3 separate regions of the Homo sapiens genome follow, and all the other regions are linked to region 3. Evidence: chromatin loops called from intact Hi-C (ENCODE). Cell type or tissue: CD4-positive, alpha-beta T cell. All regions are shown on one strand.

Evidence for each region. Peaks named below come from ENCODE experiments on the same cell type or tissue, not always from the same donor. Only the 100,000 strongest peaks of a DNase experiment are listed, where the experiment ranks them.
Region 1: a loop joins it to region 3, with 4 times the contacts of the local background. A loop is called at or near these places in 7 of 110 quality-filtered maps.
Region 2: it touches region 3 in a loop (8-fold over the local background); 18 of 110 quality-filtered maps call a loop at or near these places.

The regions. Positions count from the first base shown.
Region 1 is chr2:29,192,581-29,200,580 of GRCh38, reverse strand. It overlaps ALK (ALK receptor tyrosine kinase), which reads left to right. Exons shown (of 29, transcript NM_004304.5): 27 at 2,905-3,039; 28 at 3,721-3,811; 29 at 6,659-7,807. The coding sequence ends at 7,357. Among named protein-coding and RNA genes, the nearest start is that of CLIP4, 81 kb to the right of the region's middle. In CD4-positive, alpha-beta T cell, CTCF peaks have their summits at 3,379 and 3,586 (motif pointing right); a DNase peak (open chromatin) is centred at 3,590.
Region 2 is chr2:28,818,484-28,826,483 of GRCh38, reverse strand. It overlaps SPDYA (speedy/RINGO cell cycle regulator family member A), which reads right to left. Exons shown (of 8, transcript NM_182756.4): 4 at 7,378-7,436; 5 at 4,074-4,159. Among named protein-coding and RNA genes, the nearest start is that of SPDYA, 12 kb to the right of the region's middle. In CD4-positive, alpha-beta T cell, a CTCF peak has its summit at 4,940 (motif pointing left); a DNase peak (open chromatin) is centred at 4,933.
Region 3 is chr2:28,563,752-28,571,751 of GRCh38, reverse strand. It overlaps PLB1 (phospholipase B1), which reads right to left. Exons shown (of 58, transcript NM_153021.5): 19 at 6,399-6,472; 20 at 4,913-4,956. Among named protein-coding and RNA genes, the nearest start is that of PLB1, 72 kb to the right of the region's middle. RefSeq lists silencers at 4,777-4,836, 4,877-4,936. In CD4-positive, alpha-beta T cell, CTCF peaks have their summits at 4,625 and 4,828; DNase peaks (open chromatin) are centred at 4,471 and 4,801; H3K4me3 peaks cover 1,208 bases; H3K27ac peaks cover 341 bases.

The sequences.
Region 1 (8,000 bases), 630 kb before region 3:
AATACAAAATGGTCAGTGAAATTGAATTTCAGATGCACAGCAAATAGTTTTTTAGTATAAATATTGGAGCATACATATACTAAAAAAACTATGTGTTGCTTATCTGGAACTCAAATTTAACTAGGTATCTGGTATTGTTTGCAAATATGAAAATCCTACTTATTCAAAATTGTCAAAGTTCTATGACCAATACTACTTCTTGCTCCCTTGAACTCTAAACTAAGAAAATAAATATTCATGTGCAGTTCTATTAGTGCTCTCAAAGGATGCTATAACCTATATCTATCTAGAAAAACAGAAAACATATAGCTATAATTCTTTAGGCCTTACTGCCAGTTTCTTGTTCATTTGATTTTGCCTAGTTAGTTTTGCCTTGAAGGGAAGTAAGATCACCAAACAGAAAGGAATAATATATGTGCCAGGCAATTTGTAAGTAGCAAAATCAAGAGATCTCCAAACAGAAAGGAATAATATATGTGCCAGGCAATTTGTAAGTAGCAAAATCAAGAGATCTAATAATGTATTCCAGTCTGTCTCGGATTAGTTGTATAATAACCTGTGCTTCAACCTTCTCACCTGAAAAATAGGGAAAATATCTTTGCCCAATCCTTCTCACAAGAGTCTTTGAAATTTCACACAGATGATGACAATAAAAGCACCCCATGTTTCTTAGAAGATGAAGGAACTATTGTTCTCTACAATTTTTGTGGTAATATTTGCTAACCTCAGAAAACTACAATCACACTAAAAGATAGTCTTTGTCAAAAAGCTGATCATTAGGTAGTGGTTTAAAGTTTTAATCAAAATATCAAAGGTGATTCTTTTAGAACACGAAGAATTCATCTCATAAAGCTTTTAAAAAAACAAATGAGAAATCAAATATTTTTTAAAGAGAAATAGAGAAAAATGCCTTTTCAGATTTAAGACAAATACACAGAAAGTAAAATAGAATGGTATCAATGCAAGAAGCAGACAAATAGATGAAGTGAAAATATAGCCAGAAACAGACCTGTTTTTAATCGTGAGTCAATGGGTAAGGAGGAAATTATCTTATGCATAGTGTTGGAAGAGTAGTTATTTGAAAAGCAAATCAATTTAGGTCCTTACCTCACACTAGACACCAAATTAAATTCCAACTAGATTTAAGAAGAGAGCAAAAACAAACACAACTAGAAGAAGATAGCAAATATTTATCTAATCTTTGGTGAAGGGAAGATTGTATAACTATAAAATAAAGGAAATCATGACATTAAAAAAATAGGTTTGACTATCTAAAAATAAAAATCTTTCTTTGGTATGCTAAAAAGTAGCATTAGAAAGCAACTAAGGCCAGGTGCGGTGTTTCACATCTGTAATCCCAGCACTTTGGGAGGCCGAGGTGGGTGGATCACCTGAGATCAGGAGTTCAAGACCAGCCTGGCCAACATGACGAAACCCTGTCTCTACTAAAAATACAAAAATTAGCCAGGTGTTGTGGTGGGCGCCTGTAATCCCAGCTACTTGGGAGGCTGAGGCAGGCGAATCACTTGAACCTGGAAGGTGGAGGTTGCAGTGAGCCAAGATGGCACCACTGCACTCCAGCCTGAGTAACAGAGTGAGACTACATAAAAAAAAAAAAAGAAAACAACTAATAAAAGTATTTGAATTTTTTATAAAAGGTTAACATCTCTGACATATAAAGAGTGCCTACAAATCAAAAAGAAAATTGATTGATAGATACCAATTTGTCCCAGCAGATAAAAATGGGCAATTCATAGGAAAAAAAAGTGAAATGAATTAATAAACACTTGGGAAAACATCCAACCATGTGAATTATCAAGTCAATAAACATAATTTAAAATATTCTACCATTTTTTCCCTTAAAATCAGCAAAAGTTGTCATTATTATTAAGAATACTCAATGCTGGTGAGTGTGTCTACCACGCTTTTACATGGTGCTGGTAGATGAACAGAGTAACACATTTGGAAACCAAATAATATGCACCAAGAATTTGTCAATATTCATAGTCTTTTGATCTAGTTATTTTACTAGAATTAGCCTACATTTTAATTCAGTAATTACCCTGAATTACTAGATTATCCTATCTGGATTCAAGATCTATCTTGAAAGTTATAGGACTGCTGACTGTTGGATGGGAAGTGGAGGGGTGTGGGAGAATGGAATCAAGGATGACTCCTAGGTTTTGGGCTTGAGCAAATGTATAACCAGAGGTGCTGATGAGTTGGAAAAGAATAAAGGAGATGATGTGTGTACAGAAAGAGTTCCATTTGGGCATGTTAAATTTGAGTTGCCTATTAAAATAGGCCAGTGAAGTTGATGAGTGGGCATCTGATAGATGAAACTGAAGCTCAGAGAACTGTAAGAGACTATGAAATCAGCTGGCTGGACATCCTAATCTAGTAATTCAGAGACTTTATCTTAAGGAAATCTTCCTTTTAAAAAATGCACAAAGATGTTCATTATAGTATTTTAAATATTTTGAAAACTGAAAACAATGTGGAAATGATAAGGCAAACCAACTACTCAATGGAATGTTTTACAGCCATTAGCCATTCCAAATGTTATTTATGAAATGGACTGGCATGGAAAATGTTTATGATATAATGAAATGTGCAGAAAAGTCAAGGTTCAAAATTGCATATTGAATATAACTGCAAATAAGTGAAAAAAAATCTCAGCACAGAAACGACTTAAAAATCAACAGGGGTTGTCTTTTAAGGGAGCATCATGTGTAGTATTTTCTTATTTTTTAAATTTTTCTACATTTTAAGAGTTCTATGTTATGGAAAAGGGTATAATGGGGGAAAAAAAGGTTGAAATTGTATGTCTGTGTGCCTGTGTGTGTGTGTGAATGTGGGTGGGTGTGTCTATATCCATCTCCATGTCCTCTGTCCCATGCCCAGGTCCTTTGGAGTGCTGCTATGGGAAATCTTTTCTCTTGGATATATGCCATACCCCAGCAAAAGCAACCAGGAAGTTCTGGAGTTTGTCACCAGTGGAGGCCGGATGGACCCACCCAAGAACTGCCCTGGGCCTGTGTATGACTCTTTTAGGAACACTTCTGCTAGTTACTAAGCAGTTTTTCTTTTCAAAAAATATCCAGAGCCACATATGCTTCTTTAAGATGAAGGGGCAGATGGCTGCCCTCCCTTTAATATGCCCCAAGATGCGAATGTGACTGCGACTTCAGTGAGATGGATGCGTCTCCCAGGCCCTCAAAAGCAAGGATGCCATCCCAGAAAAAGTATCCATTGTCTGGCTACAGGCTGTGGACTCACCAGGCCTACATTCCCCAAGCTCCTGCTGGGAATGTGTGTCCCAGGCCCAGTCCCTGCTGCCCTACACCGTATGTCTGTGTCTACTTTAAAGATTTCCATTCCCTGCAATGTCTCCTGCCCTGCCTGGCACCCCTCACTTCCTTCCCACAAGCAACGTGGATGGGAAATATAATTGGAATATTCTGTCCCCAAAGTGGCTTTAACTCAGGAATGGAGTGACAGCAGCCGTGGTTAACATAAACATCAGGATGTCTGTGTTAGATACCTTTACACCTGCGCACTCTTCCTTGACCAATCAGCAGGGGGCAGCATAGGCCAAGTACACGGGGCCTAGACGAGTTCGCACCCTCAACGTATTCGTTGCAACCCTGGGGCTGGAAGAAAATATATTTTTCATCATTGTGCTTCTCCTTATTTTAATTAATGTGCTTCTTCTTTTAGATACCGGATAATGACTCAGTGCTGGCAACATCAGCCTGAAGACAGGCCCAACTTTGCCATCATTTTGGAGAGGATTGAATACTGCACCCAGGTAAAACATTTTCTCCCTTTGGTCAACATTTACTCTATATGAAACAGTCTTAAAGATGGCAAATACCGAAATATGAAATAGGTCAAGCCAGTCAGAGTACAAGATTTATGATCAAAATAGTGAAAATTAATTTTCTCTAAAATGAAATGACTGGTGTCTCCATTTGCCCATTTTGTAAAATAAATATTAGTAACTTCACCAGCACACAGCACAGTGCCAGACACACAGTAAAAACTGGGGAATCAATCCAGTCCACGAGAATTTATCAAGTCCCTACTGGGGACCTAATGTTTTAGTAGCCAAAATTGAAGCTTCACAGACGTATGGAACACATCTGCTCTCAAATAGTTTAGAGCCTGGCTGGAGAAATAACAACATGTGAAGTAATTAATTGCATATAAAATTGATAGATTATATGTCCAACTATATATGTCAGGAGGATTAAGGGAATGAAATTTCAAAGTAATCTGGAGAAATTTTAACATCATCAATAATACTTGCTATCATTCATACTGCACAAATCACTTTTTGCGTATTTCGTTTTATCCTTAGTGGGGAATGTAAAATATCCCTACCTTATAGATGAGGAGTTAAGGCCTGAAGAGTCTGTCCAAGTCAAACATTCTTCTAGCAATCCTGTGGGTTCCTCTACAGATCCCTCTCCCATTCCTTCAATAACGACTCGAAATTTTTGCTTCTCTCCCTCATTTTCAGCCGACAGCTATGCTTCCTCCCTCACCAAGAGGGTGGAGATCATCATAAGAGAATGCCCTCATTTCCTCCCTGTCTCTGATACAAACTTCTCTGCCTCTGCCGCCATTTCTCACCACCTGCCTTCCCGTCTCTCCTCCCCTTCAAGGCCAGCCTTGCTGCCAGTATCACCAATCGCCTGCTCAGGGCTTTGTTCTGTCCGATGCTCTCCTCTTCCCTGTATTCACTTTCTTTCCCTCTCTCTTGGTTCTCGTTCTGCCAGGATATCTAATTCTGAGAATATTTTAGAAGAGTCAATAAACCACTATTTATTTAATTTAATTTTGGGAGCAGTCTCGCTCTACTGCCCGGGCTGGAGCACAGTGGCGCCATCTTGGCTCACTGCAGCCTCCACCTCCCGGGTTCAAGCGATTCTCCTCCCTCAGCCTCCTGAGTGACCAGGATTACAGGCATGTGCCACCATATCCAGCTAATTTTTTTTGTAATTTTAGTAGAGATGGTGTTTCACCATTTTGGCAGGCTGATCTCGAACTCCTGACCTCAAGTGATCCACCCGCCTCGGCCTCCCAAAGTGCTGCCACACCTGGCCTACCTACTATTTCTTTAAATCCCCTCCTCTTCATTGTGACTAAAGACAGACACATTTTTCAAACTGTAGTCATTTTCCAGCCTCACTACTCCATCCTCTTATTCCTTTCAGCTCACGTGAGTGAACTGGCATTTTTATCTATAGACTTCCTATATCACGTTATTGAAGGTTCTTTCAGAGAACTCTGTTTAATGACATTAGGTTATTTTGTTGTAATCTGAATGGAATACACCCACTTAAACATATATACCTTCTTAGGAGTATTTTTCTCAATAGTCTATAATATCCCTCTTAAAAGGCAGTTTTACACAAGCATATTTAAAATGATTGATTCACTATAGAAATTACTAAAACACAGAGGGAACTAAAGAATGTTTTAATGAGTCAGAGGTAGTTATTTTTTAAACTCGAACACTCGTGTTTTTCTGTTACTCAGGTAATGAGGGTATTTTCTCAATTTGCATAAAATATTAATTAATTTCTCCAAATTTAATTTTTCTTCCACAAATTTTCCCTAAACTTCTGGCAGCTGCTTCTGTTCTTCTATGTTACAGTCTATTACTGTGAAAATGATCTAGCACACAGTTGTTTTTGTAAATGGTTTTCCTCACAGCACTTCAGCATTTCCTGGGTTGTGCAAAGGGTCCCTCACATCCAGACTAGTTAAAGAATGCCTGTAATCCCAGCACTCTGGGAGGCCGAGGCAGGTGCCTCACCTGAGGTCAGGAGTTCGACACCAGCCTGGCCAACATGTTGAATGAAACCTTGTCTCTACTAAAAACACAAAAATTAGCGGGGGTGGGGGGGTGGGGGGGTGGGGTGCATGCCTGTAATCCCAGCTACTCAGGAGGCTGAGGCACGAGAATGGCTTGAACCCACTAGGCAGAGGTTGCAGTGAGCCAAGATTGAGCCATGGCACCCCAGCCTGGGCGACTGAGCAAGACTGTCTCTAAAAAACAAACACAAAAACATGCACTGTGGTACCTGCACATGTGATGATGTGGCACAGGAAAACTTACAATCAAGTGTAAAGTACCCAAATGGAAATGGAAAGCAGCTGGGAAGAGATCAAAAAATAAACCCTGTAGGCCAACATGGCATGTGTCTCCTCTCCTCCTCCCCCCAGCCCCCCACCATCACTCTTGAAGTCAAACACATAGGCTTTTATTTTTATTTTTTCCAGTTGGAACGATTTTAGTGGAACTAGACTGGAATAATACAAATAATAATCTTAATTTTTTTTTTAAATCCACTAATCTTTAAAAACTGGCCAAAGGTCTCCTCCTCTGCAAAGCTTTTCCTGCTCCACTCTGTCCCAGGCACCCATACACACTTCCATTATAGCGCTTATCCTCTAAGGTCTTTGAGGATAAGGATGACTTCCCATTCATTTTGTATGCCCCAGTGCCTGTAAGTTACTATATTCTCAATAAATCCTGGTTTCCTCATCTGTAGAATATGTTTAGATAACATCATCTCTAAGGTATCTTCTAGATCCAACATTTTTTGTCTCTGATTCAAAGTTTTAATAATTTCCCCTACGGCAGGACCCGGATGTAATCAACACCGCTTTGCCGATAGAATATGGTCCACTTGTGGAAGAGGAAGAGAAAGTGCCTGTGAGGCCCAAGGACCCTGAGGGGGTTCCTCCTCTCCTGGTCTCTCAACAGGCAAAACGGGAGGAGGAGCGCAGCCCAGCTGCCCCACCACCTCTGCCTACCACCTCCTCTGGCAAGGCTGCAAAGAAACCCACAGCTGCAGAGATCTCTGTTCGAGTCCCTAGAGGGCCGGCCGTGGAAGGGGGACACGTGAATATGGCATTCTCTCAGTCCAACCCTCCTTCGGAGTTGCACAAGGTCCACGGATCCAGAAACAAGCCCACCAGCTTGTGGAACCCAACGTACGGCTCCTGGTTTACAGAGAAACCCACCAAAAAGAATAATCCTATAGCAAAGAAGGAGCCACACGACAGGGGTAACCTGGGGCTGGAGGGAAGCTGTACTGTCCCACCTAACGTTGCAACTGGGAGACTTCCGGGGGCCTCACTGCTCCTAGAGCCCTCTTCGCTGACTGCCAATATGAAGGAGGTACCTCTGTTCAGGCTACGTCACTTCCCTTGTGGGAATGTCAATTACGGCTACCAGCAACAGGGCTTGCCCTTAGAAGCCGCTACTGCCCCTGGAGCTGGTCATTACGAGGATACCATTCTGAAAAGCAAGAATAGCATGAACCAGCCTGGGCCCTGAGCTCGGTCGCACACTCACTTCTCTTCCTTGGGATCCCTAAGACCGTGGAGGAGAGAGAGGCAATGGCTCCTTCACAAACCAGAGACCAAATGTCACGTTTTGTTTTGTGCCAACCTATTTTGAAGTACCACCAAAAAAGCTGTATTTTGAAAATGCTTTAGAAAGGTTTTGAGCATGGGTTCATCCTATTCTTTCGAAAGAAGAAAATATCATAAAAATGAGTGATAAATACAAGGCCCAGATGTGGTTGCATAAGGTTTTTATGCATGTTTGTTGTATACTTCCTTATGCTTCTTTCAAATTGTGTGTGCTCTGCTTCAATGTAGTCAGAATTAGCTGCTTCTATGTTTCATAGTTGGGGTCATAGATGTTTCCTTGCCTTGTTGATGTGGACATGAGCCATTTGAGGGGAGAGGGAACGGAAATAAAGGAGTTATTTGTAATGACTAAGCATGGGGAAAGACATTCTTTACTTGAAAAAGAAAAAATCATAGACAACTGAAATGTCACTTTAGGTGACGGTTAGATGCTTTTAATTGTGCTGATTCATCACCAATTGTAAAAAATGTCGTGAGTAGTTCCAGTAGTATAGCAGAAGTGTGTATATACTCATCTCAATGAAATGCATACATTCCAAGTGCTT
Region 2 (8,000 bases), 250 kb before region 3:
AGTGGATAGAATTTTCTGAGTTGTCTGTTGAAAGGCATCAATCTTCAGGCCAGGCTCAGTGGCTCACGTCTGTAATCCCAGTACTTTGGGAGGCTTAGGCGGGTGGATTACCTGAGGTCAGGAGTTTGAGGCCAGCTTGGCCAATATGGTGAAACCCTGTCTCTACTAAAAATACAAAAGTTAACCAGGCATGGTGGTCTGTGCCTGTAGTCCCAGCTACTTGGGAGATTGAGGTGGAAGGATTGCTTAAACCTGGGTGGCAGAGGTTGCAGTGAGCCAAGATGGTGCCAATGCACTCCAGCCTGGGTGACAGAGCAAGACTCCATCTCAAAAAACAAAAACGAAAAACATCAATCCTTAATCTTCAGAAAGGTTACCAAATCCCAAGTAAGTTATTAAAAAGAAACCAGTGCCAAACACCAAAGAAAAAGAGGTCTTAAAAGCAGCCAGAAGGCCAGGTGTGCAGCTCATGCCTGTAATTCCAGCACTTTGGGAAGGATGGCTTGAAGTCAGGAGTTTGAGACCAGTCTGGGCAACATGGCAAAACTCCATCTTTAAAAAAAAATAAAAAATAAAAAATTAGCCGGGTGTCGTGCTATGTGCCTGTGGTCCCAGCTACTCAGGAGGCTGAGGCAAGAAGATCACTTTAACCCTAGAGGTAGAGGTTGCAGTGAGCCAAGATCATGCTGCTGCACTCCAGCCTGGGTGACAGAGTGAGACCCTGTCTCAAAAAAAAAATTAAGAACCTCCTATATGTTAGTAATTGAAAGATGAAATAAAATGTTATATGTTCCTTGCCCATAAGGAGCCTACAATTAAGTAAAGAAGGCAAGTAAGCATGAAACAAATAATTGTGAAAGGTAATGTGGAAGAATGATAATAGAAGTTCAGAGTCTTATAAGAATACATAGAAAGGAAACATTATAAGACTGTATAGAAAGGAAAAGAACTTGAGCTTTAGAACTATGGCTGAGAAAATATTTAACGAGGAGAACTATTGAGGCCATACAAAAAGTATGATTAGTCTTAAAATGGAAATTATAATTCATGTTATTTTTAATATGGAGCTTACATAATACAACATGCAGTACAACCTTACAGATAATTGTATTGCATAAACTCAATAGTGCTCTACTGGTAATAACTTTATAAAACAAGTTAAACGAATTCAATTTCAGGCATCTAGTAAGATTTAAACTAAAGCTTCTTTTGGTTTGTTTTTAATTCTCAGGTAAAAAAAAAACACAAAATAAATATTGCATCAACATAGATACAATACAATACTGAGATATATAAACAGCAATTTAACTTAGTGGTTGATGGCTGAATTTGGTCATTGATAACCACTCCTGAGTTTGTGCCCCTGCTTTGCTGCTTACTAACTTGTTTGTTCTTAGAAAGTACTTAATCTTCCTCTCAGTTTCCTCATCTGTAAAATGGGGATAATAAAAAATTTATTTCATAGGGAAAATTAAATGAGTTAATACTACATTAAAATTTTTTGTGGTGCCTTGCACATAGTACTCAGTATTACCTAATACTATTATATTTAGCAATCATCCTAAATTTTGAGTTCATTTTTCCCTGTGCACTGGAAAATATATCTCCTGAATACAAGTAGAAATCAGTTTCTTTGGCTGGGCGCGGTGGCTCACGCCTGTAATCCTAGCACTTTGGGAGGCCGAAGCAGGTGTATCATGAGGTCAGGAGATCAAGACCATCCTGGCTAACACAGTGAAACCCCATCTCTACTAAAAATACAAAAAAAAATTAGCCGGGCGTGGTGGCATGCGCCTGTAGTTCCAGCTATTCAGGAGGCTGAGGCAGGAGAATTGCTTGAACCTGGGAGGTGGAGGTTGCAGCAAGCTGAGATAATGCCACTGCACTCCAGCCTGGGCAACAGAGAGAGACTCTGTCACAAAAAAAAAAAGAAAGAAAGAAAAGAAAAAGAAAAAAGAAATCAGTTTCTTCTAGTCCTGTTTTTTTTTTTTGTTTTTTTTTTTTTCTCCTGACAGCATCTTGCTCTGTTGCCCAGGCTGGAGTATAGTGGTGATCATAGCTCACTGCAGCCTTGAACTCCTGGGCTCAAGTGATCCTCTTCATCTCAGCCTCCCAAGTAGCTGGCACTACAGGCACATGCCACCATGCCTGGCTAATTTTTTTATTTTTATTTGTGTAGAGACTTACTATGTTGTCCAGGCTGGTCTTGGACTTCCAGCCTGAAGCAATCCTTCCGCCCCAGCCTCCCAAAGTGCTGGGATTACAGGCGTAAGCCACTGTACCCAGCCTAGTCCTATTTCTTTAATAACTCTTTGATTCTGAATTAAATACACTTTGAGTAAAAACTTTACCTTCAGTGCTGACAGCTATTGTGGTATTCAACTTAAATATTTTTTATATGTGTTCTCTAGGTAAACACTTAAAATTATATTCATATGGCTGGGCGCGGTGGCTCACGCCTGTAATCCTAGCACTTTGGGAGGCTGAGGCAGGCGGATCACTTGAGGTCAGGAGTTCGAGACCAGCCTGGCCAACGTGGTAAAACCTCATCTCTACTAAAAACACAAAAAATTAGTTGGGCGTGGTGGTGGGAGCCTGTAATCCCAGCTACTTGGGAAGCTGAGGCAGGAGAATTGCTTGAACCCGGGAGGCAGAGGTTGCAGTGAGCCAAGATCACGCCACTGCACTCCAGCCTGGGTGACAGAGTGAGACTCCATCTCAAAAAAAAAAAAAAATTTTATATATATATATATATATATATATATATATATATATATATATTCATGCATTCCCAACTACAGCATTATATCCAGCTATAGGGTAGAAAAGGAAATATACTCTTTTTTTTTTTTTCTTTCCTGAGACGGAGTCTTGCTCTGTCTCCCAGGCTGGAGTGCAGTGGTGTGATTTCGGCTCACTGCAACCTCCACCTCCCGGGTTCAAGCGATTCTCCTGCCTCAGCCTACCGAGTAGCTGGGATTATAGGTGCCCACCACCACGCCCAGCTAACTTGTGTATTTTTAGTAGAGACAGGCTTTCAACCATGTTGGCCAGGCTGGTATCGAACTCCTGACCTCAGATGATCCACCCGCCTCGGCCTCCCAAAGTGTTGGGATTACAGGCGTGAGCCACCGTGCCTGGCCAGAAACATATTCTTAAATAATGCAAATTCCAAATGTATTCTGACCTATAGATTGGAAAACCATTTCACAGATCACAATGAATATAAACTAAAGTCAGTGGAAGAACTGGAAAACAACTGTATTCCTTTGTCACAGCTCAGTGTGTTTAGTAAAAGAGCCAGTGAATACCAATGGTATCAAATACGAATAATGACTATGTTATAGATATAGGTCCACAAAGACTATGTTTAGAGCATTTTCCACAAGTTGTTCAATGTAAAAGGGCAATGATGATGGTGATTTTTACTATATATTAATTGAAAATTTCAGAGAATATTCTGGTTTTAAAAAATATCTAAGTCACAAAGAGGAGAATTTGGGATAATTTATATGGAAGCATTCTGAAAAATGTAAAACATGCAATACAAATTGAAGAGGAATACTCCAAGAAATCTTGGCCAGGCGCAGTGGCTCACACCTGTAATCCCAGCACCTTGGAAGGCCGAGGCGGGCAGATCACGAGGTCAGGAGATCAAGACCATCCTGGCCAACATGGTGAAACCCCGTCTCTACTAAAAATACAAAAATTAGCTGAGCGTGGTGGCACGTGGCTGTAATCTCAGCTACTTGGGAGGCTGAGGCAGGATAATCACTTGAACCAGGGAGTCAGAGGTTGCAGTGAGTCAGGATTGTGCCACTGCACTCCAGCCTGGCAACACAGCGAGATTCCTTCTCAAAAATAAATAAATAAATAAAAAAGGAAATCTTAGGCATATAGCATGATAAGTGAAAAAAACATAAAAATATCCTATTAAAGTAAAAAACATACAGCATTTATACAGGAAGGCCTATTCAAAGATATACATAAGGTTTTAAATAGCCTCTGTTTTAAATAAGGTGTAATGTATATAATAGATAACACAACAATCACTTAGTAGAAAGTATACTTACAGAGCAATAAAGAAATTTATCCTGGTATGCTCACTTATAGTAAATTTAGCCCTCTTGAAATAAACAAAGGTCATAGCCAAAAGATACTATAAGGAAAAAAGTTAAAAATTAATATTAATGTTTTGCTTTCATAAATAAAACTGCTTTAAAATAGTTAACTTTAAAATTTTCTGATGAATAAGCTAAAACAATAAAGTGTTACTTATTATAGAATTGTGTACTTAATTTTTGGATTCCTGTAATCCACCATGTGAACAGTGAAAAGTAATTCTTGACTATTTATTATATCATTATAAACTAGAATGGACTCCTAAATTTTATTATTGCCAATAGTTTGAGCTAAAATCCCACTTTTATCTAATTTAAATTTCAAACCTATACAGAAACTGAAATAACAGCAAAATGAACAGCCATGCATCCTCACTTAGATGCACCAAATTTGCCATGTTTGCTATCTCTATTTGTGTGTATGTATGTGTATATATAATTTTTCTAAACCCTTTTAGTTACAGACATCCATACTCACTTTTTAAAATAACTTTTTAAAATGATTTCCAAATGACTTCAGAAATTAGAATAACATGGCTGTATTTTCATGGGGAGAATGTGTTTTAAATGTATTATTAGAAAGATACATCTCTAGCCTGATTATTAGCACATATGCCAGGTTCTGTCTGTTCAAATTAAAAACAAGTTATAATAATGTATCAGATTATCTCTCGTAAGACATTTATTCATCCTATTGTAACAGGATTTGCCACAAAGGTGATACCAAGTTTTCACAGTAACTTCCAGTAAAGTACTCTTGAGATCGTGTTAAGACAGTACTCCAGGTAGTTACTTTTCCAACACTGCCCCCTTCTGCACAACAACTTTACTGCACCTTAAAACCATAAAGTTTAAAACTTCCTGACGGGCGCAGTGGCTCACACCTGTAATCCCAGCACTTTGGGAGGTCGAGGCGGGTGGATCACAAGGTCAGGAGTTCAAGACCAGGCTGGCCAATATGGTAAAACCCCCATCTCTACTAAAAATACAGAAAAATTAGCCGGGCGTGGTGGCACATGCCTGTAATCCCAGACATTTGGGAGGCTGAGGCAGGAGAATTGCTTGAACCCGGGAGGCGGAGGTTGCAGTGAGCTGAGATCACGCCACTGCACTCCAGCCTGGATGACAGAGTGAGACTCCATCTCAAAAAAAAAAAAAAAAAAAAGAAAAAGAAAAAAAAAAAATCACATCATAACTCCACATGAATTGTATATTTGATATTACAGCATTACTGTTAATTTTAAAAGTTCTATGACATTGTAATTGTTTTAAAACAGCTCTTAACTTTTAGTGATATATTGTGAAATATTTATGGATAAAATGTTAGGATGTCTGGGATCAGCTTCAAAATAATCGTTTTTGGTGAGAGGCATTAGAAGAAACAAGAACAGCCACAGTTGATCTATTGTAGCTAGATGAGATGCATATGGAGGCTCTTTGTTCTATTCTATTTACTTCAAATTGTGTATGTTTTAAATTTTCCAAAATGAAATTTAAAAAATTTTATAAACCTTCTTCTAGTGTATCCCTGTCATCTTAAGCTTAAATAAAAATCTTCACCCCAGTACTTTGTATTTAATCACAAGCTAACCTTCCACTCATTCCCTTTACTGTTGGCTAGTAGTGATGTAAAGTCACGCTTAATTTTCAAATATGACTGCTTGGTACAAAATGGCATTTACAAAGCTGAAAATTCTTAGCACGAGAAATATTTTTCTAAAAGAAAAAAATTGAAAAATACAAAGCTGAAATTTTATTTTATTATTATTATTTTTTTGAGACAGAGTCTCGATCTGTCGCCCAGGCTGGAGTGCAGTGGCTCGGTCTCGGCTCACTGCAACCTCTGCCTTCTGGGATCAAGCAATTCTCCTGTCTCAGCCTCCCGAGTAGCTGGGACTATGGGTGCGCACCACCACACCTGGCTAATTTTTGTATTTTTAGTAGAGACAGGGTTTCTCCATGTTGGCCAGGCTGGTCTTGAACTCCTGACTTCAGGTGATCTGCCCGCCTCAGCATCCCAAGCGCTAGGATCACAGGTATGAGCGACAAAGCTGAAATTTTAACCATTCAACAAAATCTAAAGAATATAGAAACATCGCTGCTCCCAGTGTGTAAGTCAGACATTCTTTTATGAAACACTGATTCCTAAACAACATGTTAAACTAATTTTACCCTACAAATTACTGAGATTTGTTTTCTCTGACTTACAAAATACTAAAATGCAGACTACCTTAGTAAAGTAAATCTCAGAATATTTTTTCTCCACAGCCTGATAAAAGGTAATAACTGATCAAAATGTATTAAGTCTATACTGATTTTCTGTTTGTGGTTCTTTGGTTTTTGTTCGTTTTTGAGACAGGGTCTGGCTCTGTCACCCAGGCTGGAGTGCAGTGGTGGTACCACAGCTCACTGCAGCCTTGATCTCCCTGGCTCAAGCAATCCTCCTGCCTCAGGATAAAATATATATATATATATATATATATATATATATATATATATATATATATATATATTTTTTTTTTTTTTTTTTTTTTTTTTTTTTAAGAGACCAGGTCTCCCTATGTTGCCAAGGCTGGTCTTGGAACTCCTGGGCTTAAGTGATCCTCTCGCCTTGGCCTTCCACAGTGTTGGGATTACAGGCATGAGCTGCCACACCTGTTTTGATTTCTGTTTTCAATCAAATACAAATTTAAGGTCATTTAAATGTAATCAATAATATTCTACAATTCCTTAAGTATAGACTGAATCTATGCTATATGCTAATTCCAGAAATTCATGTGTAAAGCTTCTGCTTTGAAGGAGCAGTGCAGGCTAGCTCTTATTTTTTTAATTTTTAAATTTAATTAATTTGTTTAGAGACAGAGTCTTGCTCTATTGTCCAAGCTGGAATGCAGTGGCACAATTGATCAAAGCTCACTGTATCCTCCAACTTCTGGGTTCAAGTGATCCTCCCACCTCAGCTGGGTGGCTGGAACTACAGGTGCATGCCACCACACTTGGCTAATTTTTAAATTTTTTAGAGATGGGGGTCTCACTATGTTGCCCAGGCTGGTCTCCAACTCCTGGCTTCAAGTGATCCACCCACCTCAGCCTCCCAAAGTTTTGGGATTACAGGTGTGAGCCACTGCACCTGGCCACTAGCTCTTTTCTTAATCATAACTAATAAGATAGAAAATTCTTATAAGGTCTCATTAAAGCTCTAATGGTTCAGTTACATTATAATGCTGGTTAATTGTTATACTGTTACCAAATTTACCTTGTCTGCAATTTTACAGCAGCAGTCCATCCACAAGAAATCTTGAATTAAATCGTCATCTACAACAAAAGATAGCTATAACTTGTCTTTTAAAAACAGAATGTTTCCTTTTGAAGAATTAATTTCTATGTCAAGAGATTATACATGGTGCTTAGAAATAAAACAAAAATGAATGAACCAGTGTTGCCTAAGGTGGAGTTTTCAGTTCTTTGGTGTATTTACCATTGCAAAGACTGTACGAAAAACTACTGCTTTATCCTTCATCAAGCCATCTGATTTGCCTTAACATATGGCTCAGATTGGAGAATGGTAGAAGTGTTTGGTTTACTGAATATCCAACAGTATTTTTAGTTTTGCATTCTTCTCTCCTATTTATCTCTATTCCACTTTCTATTACTCAAATACATATGAAAATGTCTATATAAAAAGGATTCATAATTCATTATTTATAATTAACATTTTGAAAAAACTATTAGGATAAAAAGATCAACAAACAAACACATTGTTAAAAATAATAACATCTAGAAAGTAGGTAAAATATTTCAATTCTAAAGGGCTAAAATATATAATCTCAAAATACATTAATAGTTGTCAGAATGTAATCTAGAAAAATCTGTTTTTCC
Region 3 (8,000 bases):
CATTTTTCTGTGTGTAACTATCTAGTTGTCTCAGCACAGTTTATTGAAAAGACGATTCTTTCCCCCATTGGTTTTGGCATCCTTGCTGAAAATGAGTTAACCATGAATATGAGAGTTTAATTTCTGACTCTCAATCTTAGTCCACTGTTCGATATGTCTATCCTCATGCTAGTACCACGTCTTGATTACTATAGCTTTATAGTAACTTTTGAAATTGGTAAGTATGAATCCTCTGAATTTGTTCTTTTCTAGATTTCTTGGGATATTCTGGGTCCCTTGAATTTCCACATGAATTTTAGGGTCAGCTTGCAAATTTCTGCAAAGGAGCTAGCTGGAATTTTGATAGGGATCACATTGAATCCGTAGATTGATGTGGGGAGTATTATGAAGAATATTAAATCTTCTAATCCATGAGTGTCAGATGTTTTTCTACTTATTTAGGTCTTTAATTTCTTACAGCAATGTTTTGTGATCTTAAAAGCGATGCCCTTTTTTGGTTAAATTTGGTTAAATTTATTCATTATTTTTGATGCTATTGTAAATGGAATTAATTTCATTTTCATATTAATTGCTAGTATAAAGAATTATAATTGATTTTTGTATATTGATTTGTACCTTGCAATCACTGAACTCATTAGCTCTAATAATTTTTAGTGGATTTCTTGGGATTGTCTCTATATAATATCATCTCATCTTTAAATAGAAGTGGTTTTATTTCTTTATTTCCAATCTTGGTACTTGTTCTTTCATTTTCTTGCCTAACTGCCATGGGCAGTGTGATGTTGAATAAAAGTGGCAAGAGCATGCATCCTTGTCTTACTCCTGATATCAGAGAGAGGGGGCAGCATTCCATCTGTCACCATTGCCTATGGTGTCAGCTGTGGGCTCTTAAAAGATACCCTTTATCAGAATGAGGAATTTTCCTTCTATCCCTAATTTGTTCAGTATTTTTTTACTTTATTTATTTAGAGACAGTCTTACTCTGTCACTCAGGCTGGAGTGAAGTGGCGCAATATCAGCTCACTGCAACCTCTGCCTCCCAGGCTCAAGCTATTCTTATGCCTCAGCCTCCCATGCAGCTGGGATTACAGGCACCCGCCACCACACCCAACTAATTTTTGTGTTTTTAGTGGAGACAGGGTTTCACAATGTTGGCCAGGCTAGTCTCTAACTCCTGACTTCAAGCGATCCACCTACCTAGGCCTCCCAAAGTGCTGGTAGTACAGGCGTGAGCCACTGCGCCCGGCCTTTGTTGAGTGTTTCTATCATTAAGTGGTGTTACATTTTTGTTAAATGCTTTTTCTGATCCATTGAGATGATCATGATGTGTGGTTTTGGTCTTTTATCCTATTGACATAGAATATTACATTAATTGATTTTGAGGTTGAAAACTAACCTTGTATTCCTGGGCTAATTCCACTTAGTCATGAGGTATACTTTTTTTTTCATATTGCTGGATTTTGTTTGCTAGTATTTTGTGTAGGATTTCTGGGTCTACATTCATAATACTTACTGGTCATACTTTTCTTCCCTTGTGATGTCTTTGTCTTATTTTGCTATCAGGGTAAAACTCATAGAATGAGTTGTGAAGCATTCCTTCCTCTTCTGTTTTTGGGAGGAATTTGTGAAGAACTAGTAATTGATACTAATGTTTGATAGAATTCACCAGCGAAGTCAGAGACAGTCTGGGCTTTTTTTGGTGGGAAGTTTTAAAATTATTAATTCAATCTCTTTGCTTGTTATAAATCTATTCAGATTTTCTTTTTTCTTTCTTTTTTTTTTTTTTGAGATGGAGTCTCGCTCTGTTGCCCAGGCTGGAGTGCAATGGCGTGATCTCGGCTCACTGCAAGCTCTGCCTCCAGGGTTCATGCCATTCTCCTGCCTCAGCCTCCCAAGTAGCTGGGACTACAGGCGCCCACCACCACACCTAGCTATTTTTTTATATTTTTAGTAGAGACGGGGTTTCACCGTGTTAGCTAGGATGGTCTCGATCTCCTGGACCTCGTGATCCGCCTGCCTCGGCCTCCCAAAGTGCTGGGATTACAGGCGTGAGCCACCACGCCTGGCCTCAGATTTTCTACTTTTTATGGATTCAATTTCAGTAGTTTGTGCCTTTCTAGGAATTTGTCCATTTCATCCAAGTTATCTGATTTATTGGCATACAATTTGTTCATGGTATTCTCTAATAATCCTTTTTATTTCTGTAAGGTTGGTAGTATCTCCTCTTTCATTCTTGATTTTCATTTCCCCTCCCTTTTGTCAGTCTAAAGTTTTGTCAGTTTTGTTGAACTTTGCAATCTCATGCATTCTAATTGCCTTTACTAATATGGATCCACACTTTTCACTTTTTCATCTTTCCAACTTGGCTGAGCCATCCTGAGAGCAGGGTCTATATATACCCCAGGGCCTCATATAATGCTCAATACATGATTATGGACTGAATTAGAAATAAAACAAAGTTCAGACAAGCTTGGAGATTTGTTCAAAGACATGTAGGTGCTGAGAATGGCTAGTATCTCAGCTCCAACACAAGGACACTTGCCCCCGCTGTCTCACAATCTGCTAGGATGTGAGAAAGAAACTGGCCGGGTAGCAGCCAGGACTTTAGGGCCCCATTCAGCAGAGTGCCTGCTAGAACCCAGCACTGCTGCAGGTTTACTCAGCACAGATGGACTGGACTCATTCCTTGAGGTTTGGGGATATTACACTAATAAATGGAAATTGCTCCGATTTCTATTCAAGAGAAAAAAGGACTGTGAAATCACCTGAGCGATTTGAAAGTGGAATGGTTTGTCCTAGGAGGTGGCAGCTTCCCTAGGAGGTAGAAGGAACTCAGCACAGTCTACCCAGCTACTTAGCAAGAATATCATAGGGAGGAACCACACATTGGATAGGGCAACGACTTGCTGGTGCAGGCAGTTCTCTCTGCCAGGAACATTCTCTCCCCTTTCCTTACCTGACGAATTCTAATTCTTGACGCTCCTTTTCAGAAGACAGGGTTAACAGCCTCTATGTTTATTTTCCCCTAAGCTTTGTACACATCTATAAATATTAGTCATGTGTCTGTCTTTAGGAAGACATGCTGCCAAAGACACTTTGGTGATGTCATCGGAGCACTGTTCTCCTATTTTCCAAGCACTCAGCACTGGAATATTTGCTGGATTAAATTGAACAGGGGGTTGAACGGGGATTCTGTTCTGCCCTTACATTCTTATGAGTTTTCTAACACGTTTCCATATAGTTACTTCCCCCTGGATTATCTAGCCCCTATAATCAAATAGTCTTCACATCTCTAGCAAGAAGAGTCTAAATAGCGGATAATCCATTTCTGGGCTAAGTGTGTCAGGGGAGTCATCCACCTGTGGGGTAACATTGTCTCAATCCTTTGTAAATTACTTTGGTGAAAGAGGTGAAGCCAAATATTATCCAATTATCTTGTCCATAATACGAGCATGGGAAGTAAAGAGCCCAGAAAGCTATTGCATACATTGGGCCATCCCACAGCCAAGTTCATCACACTCACAAAAGCACCCTGAACCATCTCCTAGCAATAGAGGAACTGATTTATAGCTCATGTGTGTAGACCTAGATATAAAGAAGGCAGGGAGTGCTTGTGGCACAGAACCCTGTCTACCTAAATTCGACAGGATTTACAAATAACCAAAACAGATAAAGTGAAGTCTGCTCAGCTCTGCTCTGCCTATGTGGAGATTAAGCTATGATGTCCCCCTCATCCAAATCTTGGTGGCTTCAAGTTGTTAGCTTCTAAATATATATTACAAAGGGCTATGTACCAGGAAAGTAAATGAAAATGGGACCAGTTAAATTCCTCCCAGGCAAAATTATCAGCCAGAAGATTCCAGGGGAAGAATTCAATTTAAATATGTATCGCTTGCATACTTTAAGAACAAGCAGGGAGATGTGTACGCACTGGCGAGAATTTTAAAAAGATAAGATCAGACCCTTCAAGGAATATAATCAGACTTTAAAAAATCATTCCGCCTGTAATCCCAGCACTTTGGGAGGCCAAGGCGGGCAGATCACGAAGTCAGGAAATCGAGACCATCCTGGCCAACATGGTGAAACCCTGTCTCTATTAAAAATACAAAAATTAGCTGGGTGTGGTGGCGGGGGCCTGTAGTCCCAGCTACTCGGGAGGCTGAGGCAGGAGAATCGCTTGAACCAGGGAGGCGGAGGTTGCAATGAGCTGAGATGGCGCCACTCTGCACTCCAGCCTGGCAACAGAGTGAGACTCCATCTCAAAAAAAAAAAAAAAAAAAAAGAGAAAGAAATCATTCCGAGCAGGTTGATGGAAAGTAAATTAAGGAAAGTGCTGAGTCCCAAAATGGCTGTGTCTGCACAGCCTGCACAAGATAACTTCATCTCCTCCTGCGGCAATAGCAGCGGTTCCTACAGCAACCCCGCAATTCAATATCTGTGCGCAGCTGTGCCTGCGCCCCAGGTGCCTGGATCGATGCCTCTCGCGGGGGTGATCTGCTGGGAAAGGCAGGCGCCGCACAACCGGGTTTCTTTTTCTTTTTTCTTGAATCACTTTTCTTTATTCTCTCTAATCTCATGCCAGATTATTGAATCACTTTTTAATGACTTGCCCTAAGAGGTGATCTTTTTCCCCGCTTTACTTTCTTCCTCCTTTGGTCAAACACAATTTCTTTTTGACACCTCCCCGCCCCCGGCCCCCAAGCCCCGAACCTCGTTCCACCCCCAACTCTAAGGCTTTCGTCACTGTCGGAAGCGGAGCTGGGCGGCAGTCTCGGGAGGCAGCGCCCCCTGGTGAATTTAGCGGGCTCCTGCAGCCGGGGCTCCTCCCGAGGCCCGCGCCACCTGCAGGGGGAGCGGGAAGCGTGCAGGGGCCGCCCCAAACCAAACATCCCGGCCGCCGCCGCGTACTCACTCGCCAGGGTGGTAACGGTGCCGATGTTCTCATCTCCGCCGACGCTGTAACGTGGGTCCAAGAAAGAAAATGAAGGGTTAAAATCCCAGCCACGCCGAGACCCTTCAGACACTAGCCAGAAACGCCCGTCTCCCGAGAAACAGCCCGGGGGCCTGGAGCTTGCACTTTCCCCATCACTTCAGTAGAAAAACGGAAAAAGCAAACCAGAATACGACTCCCCTCCCCATAGGCCAGCACATCCAAACAAAACGCCAGCTTTAAACCAGCGGCTGATTTTCGCTGATGTTGGGGAAGGGGAGGTAGGTTGGTTCCTTGCACCCCTGCTTTCAAAGGGGAAGTAGTCCCTCGTCTGCCAGCCCCTTTCCAACTAGCCACTGCAGCGTGCATTAATATTATTGGCCCTATTTTTTTCTCTCTTCTCTTCCTGCTTGGCTTGGAAAAGCCGTTTTTAAAAGGTGTCTTCTAGAGAGTCAGCCATCTTCCAAGCCAATAATAAAATTCCAAGGTGATCAAAGTTAGAAGGGTTTCTAGGCATGCAAATATGCAGCATTCCAGAGTGGATTGGATTCCCTGCTTTTCCACACCCCCCCACCCCATTCTGTGCCAAGGGTGTCTAGGAGCATCTAAAAGGTTCCCCAAATGTTTGGGTTTAACTGTGTTGCAACGTGAGGAAGGATGCCAGAGACTCGGCACTCAGGTTAAAGCAGGTGTCAGATAGAGATGCCAGATTCCAGGTGAGGAAACACCAAACCTGCCCGGGCTTGCAGCAGAGGTTTGATCACATACAGAGCAGAAATAAGCCTGCCCAAAGTGATACAGGATAAGGGAATGCACTGGTGGGGGCCAGGAAGCATCTGCTCTGCTTCCTGATCTTTTATCTTCTGGCTCTGTGATCTTGGTCAGGTTACTTGCCCTCTCTGAGCCTTGTTTCCTCATCTGCAAAATAAAGGCCCTATAATAACAATGCCAACTACCAGATACTTAGTGTCAAGCACTGTGCTGGACACCTAAATTCTTTCTAGCCCTCAGACAGTGCTCAGGTAGTAGCATTATTTCTGCATCAGAGATGAGGAGAGAAGCTCAGAGAGGTTAGGGAACTTGCCCAAGGTTACATCCAACTGGGCAGCTAGGGCTCAGCTACAACTCTGGTTCCAAAGGCAATGATCTGTGCATCACTCAGGCCACTGCCTCCTTCTGAGATTATATCACAGAGGGAGAAATGGAAGCCAGAGAAGCATTTCCAGCCCAAACATTTATGTAGTTTCTCTCCTGGATTCCTGGCTCAAGGCTCAGCTACTGTTTTGGGCAATGTAGTGGTTTGAGGAGGCTGGTGAATACCTTTTTCAAATTAAACCTAGAAGTTGGTCATAGAAAAGAACAAAATGGCCCACCCTTCTGCTTAAGGCGTTGTTTTCTAGAACACTCAGGGGGCTTCCCTTGCTCTGCAATGAAGGGGCCTTTGGGGCCTTGCCACACCCTCACTCACCTCCAGGACAGGCCTCGGTACTGAGTCAAGACGTCCAAGACGTTCCCAGGTGTGGACCCGGCCCCATTGCCTGCCTGAGAGGGAACAATGAGGGGGTGAGTTTCTCTGCTTTCCCCAGTGGCCCACCTCTGCCTACCTGCCAAAAGGTCTATGTTCTTATGCTGGCCAGGACCACCTGGGCACTCTCTGGGATCTAGGGTCTAGATGGCACCATGTCTCCATATGTATCCTGCCTTTTCAGAGATGAGTGAGAGTGCCCACTGGGAATGCCTGGTGCTACTCCCAGCTCTGCTTCATTCTAAGAAACCCTGCCTAGGCCAAGACCAAGTAAAACTCGTCCAGCAAAAGTGCTCTTGAAATTAGACTGTACCTTTTCAAAAGGATACATTTCAGGGTCCTGTTTTTCTCATTTTTTTAAAGTTGTGAAGTATATCATAAAAGGAAATACATCATTATCCTTTTATACCAATATATCTCACCTATGCAGTTTAAAATGTAGTAATAAAATGAAATCCCACGTAGCCGTCATCAGCTGAAGAAAGCACAATGTGGACACTCTCCAGGTGCGTGTCCCTTGCCTAAAGCACTTTGCTTCTGAGCATTTTGAAGGGCATGCTGAGACTGGCCTCCCAGGCAGTTGGGGGTGAAGGCTGGCCTCCATGAGAGGCCCCCCAGGTGTGATCCCTGCTCTCTGGTGCCCAGTTCCTTTGCTACCTGCCAGGCAGGTTCACACCCAAAGTGCTGCCTCCCTAGGAACCCCTGAGCAGCTGTGCCGAGATGTGATGACCCCTTGTCCTGAGAGTATCTTCAAGGAGACCAGGGAATTGGGAGCAGGTGATGTCAGGCCCCGCCGGGCAGGAAGAGGTTGGGATAAGCAGTGTATGAAGCTGCTAAGGCCCAGCCTGCCAGTCCTTCCTGGGAGGTTATGAGCAGTCAGGTCTTTGGGGTAAAGAGTGGCTGAGGGGCCACGGAGGAGGCTGCCACAGCATAGGGATAGGGCCCTGGACTTAGGGTCAGGATCCCTGATTTGTGATCCTGGCTCGAGCACTTACAAGCTGTGTGACCTTAGGCACTTCACCTTGCCCAGCTTCATTCACCTTCTTATTGATTTAGAGACAGGGCCTTGCTCTGTTGTCCAGCCTGGAGTGCAGTTGCACCATTGTGGCTCATTGCAGCCTCGAAATCCTGAGCTCAAGTGATCTTCCAGCCCCAGCCTTTCAAGTAGCTGGGACTATAGGCATGTGTCACCATGCTTAATTTTTTTTCTTTTCTTTTTTGTAGAGATTGGGTCTTGCTACATTGCCCAGGCTCACCTTGACCCCCTGGCCTCAAGTGATCCTCCCACCCTGGCCTTCTAAAGTGCTGAGATTATAGATGTGAGCCACTGGGCCCAGCCTTTATTGGTTGAATCTAAAGAAAGTCATGCCTCACAGGATTTTGTCATGAAGATACATCCCACTGAGTGGATGATATCATTGTGATAGACCATAGACATGAGAGGTGTCTGCTTGTTCTTGGGGAGGATTCAGCTGGAGACCCTGTATTCTACTGGCCCAGAGAATAGCAGCTGGACTCTGATGAGAGGCTGTTGAATGGAAGCTG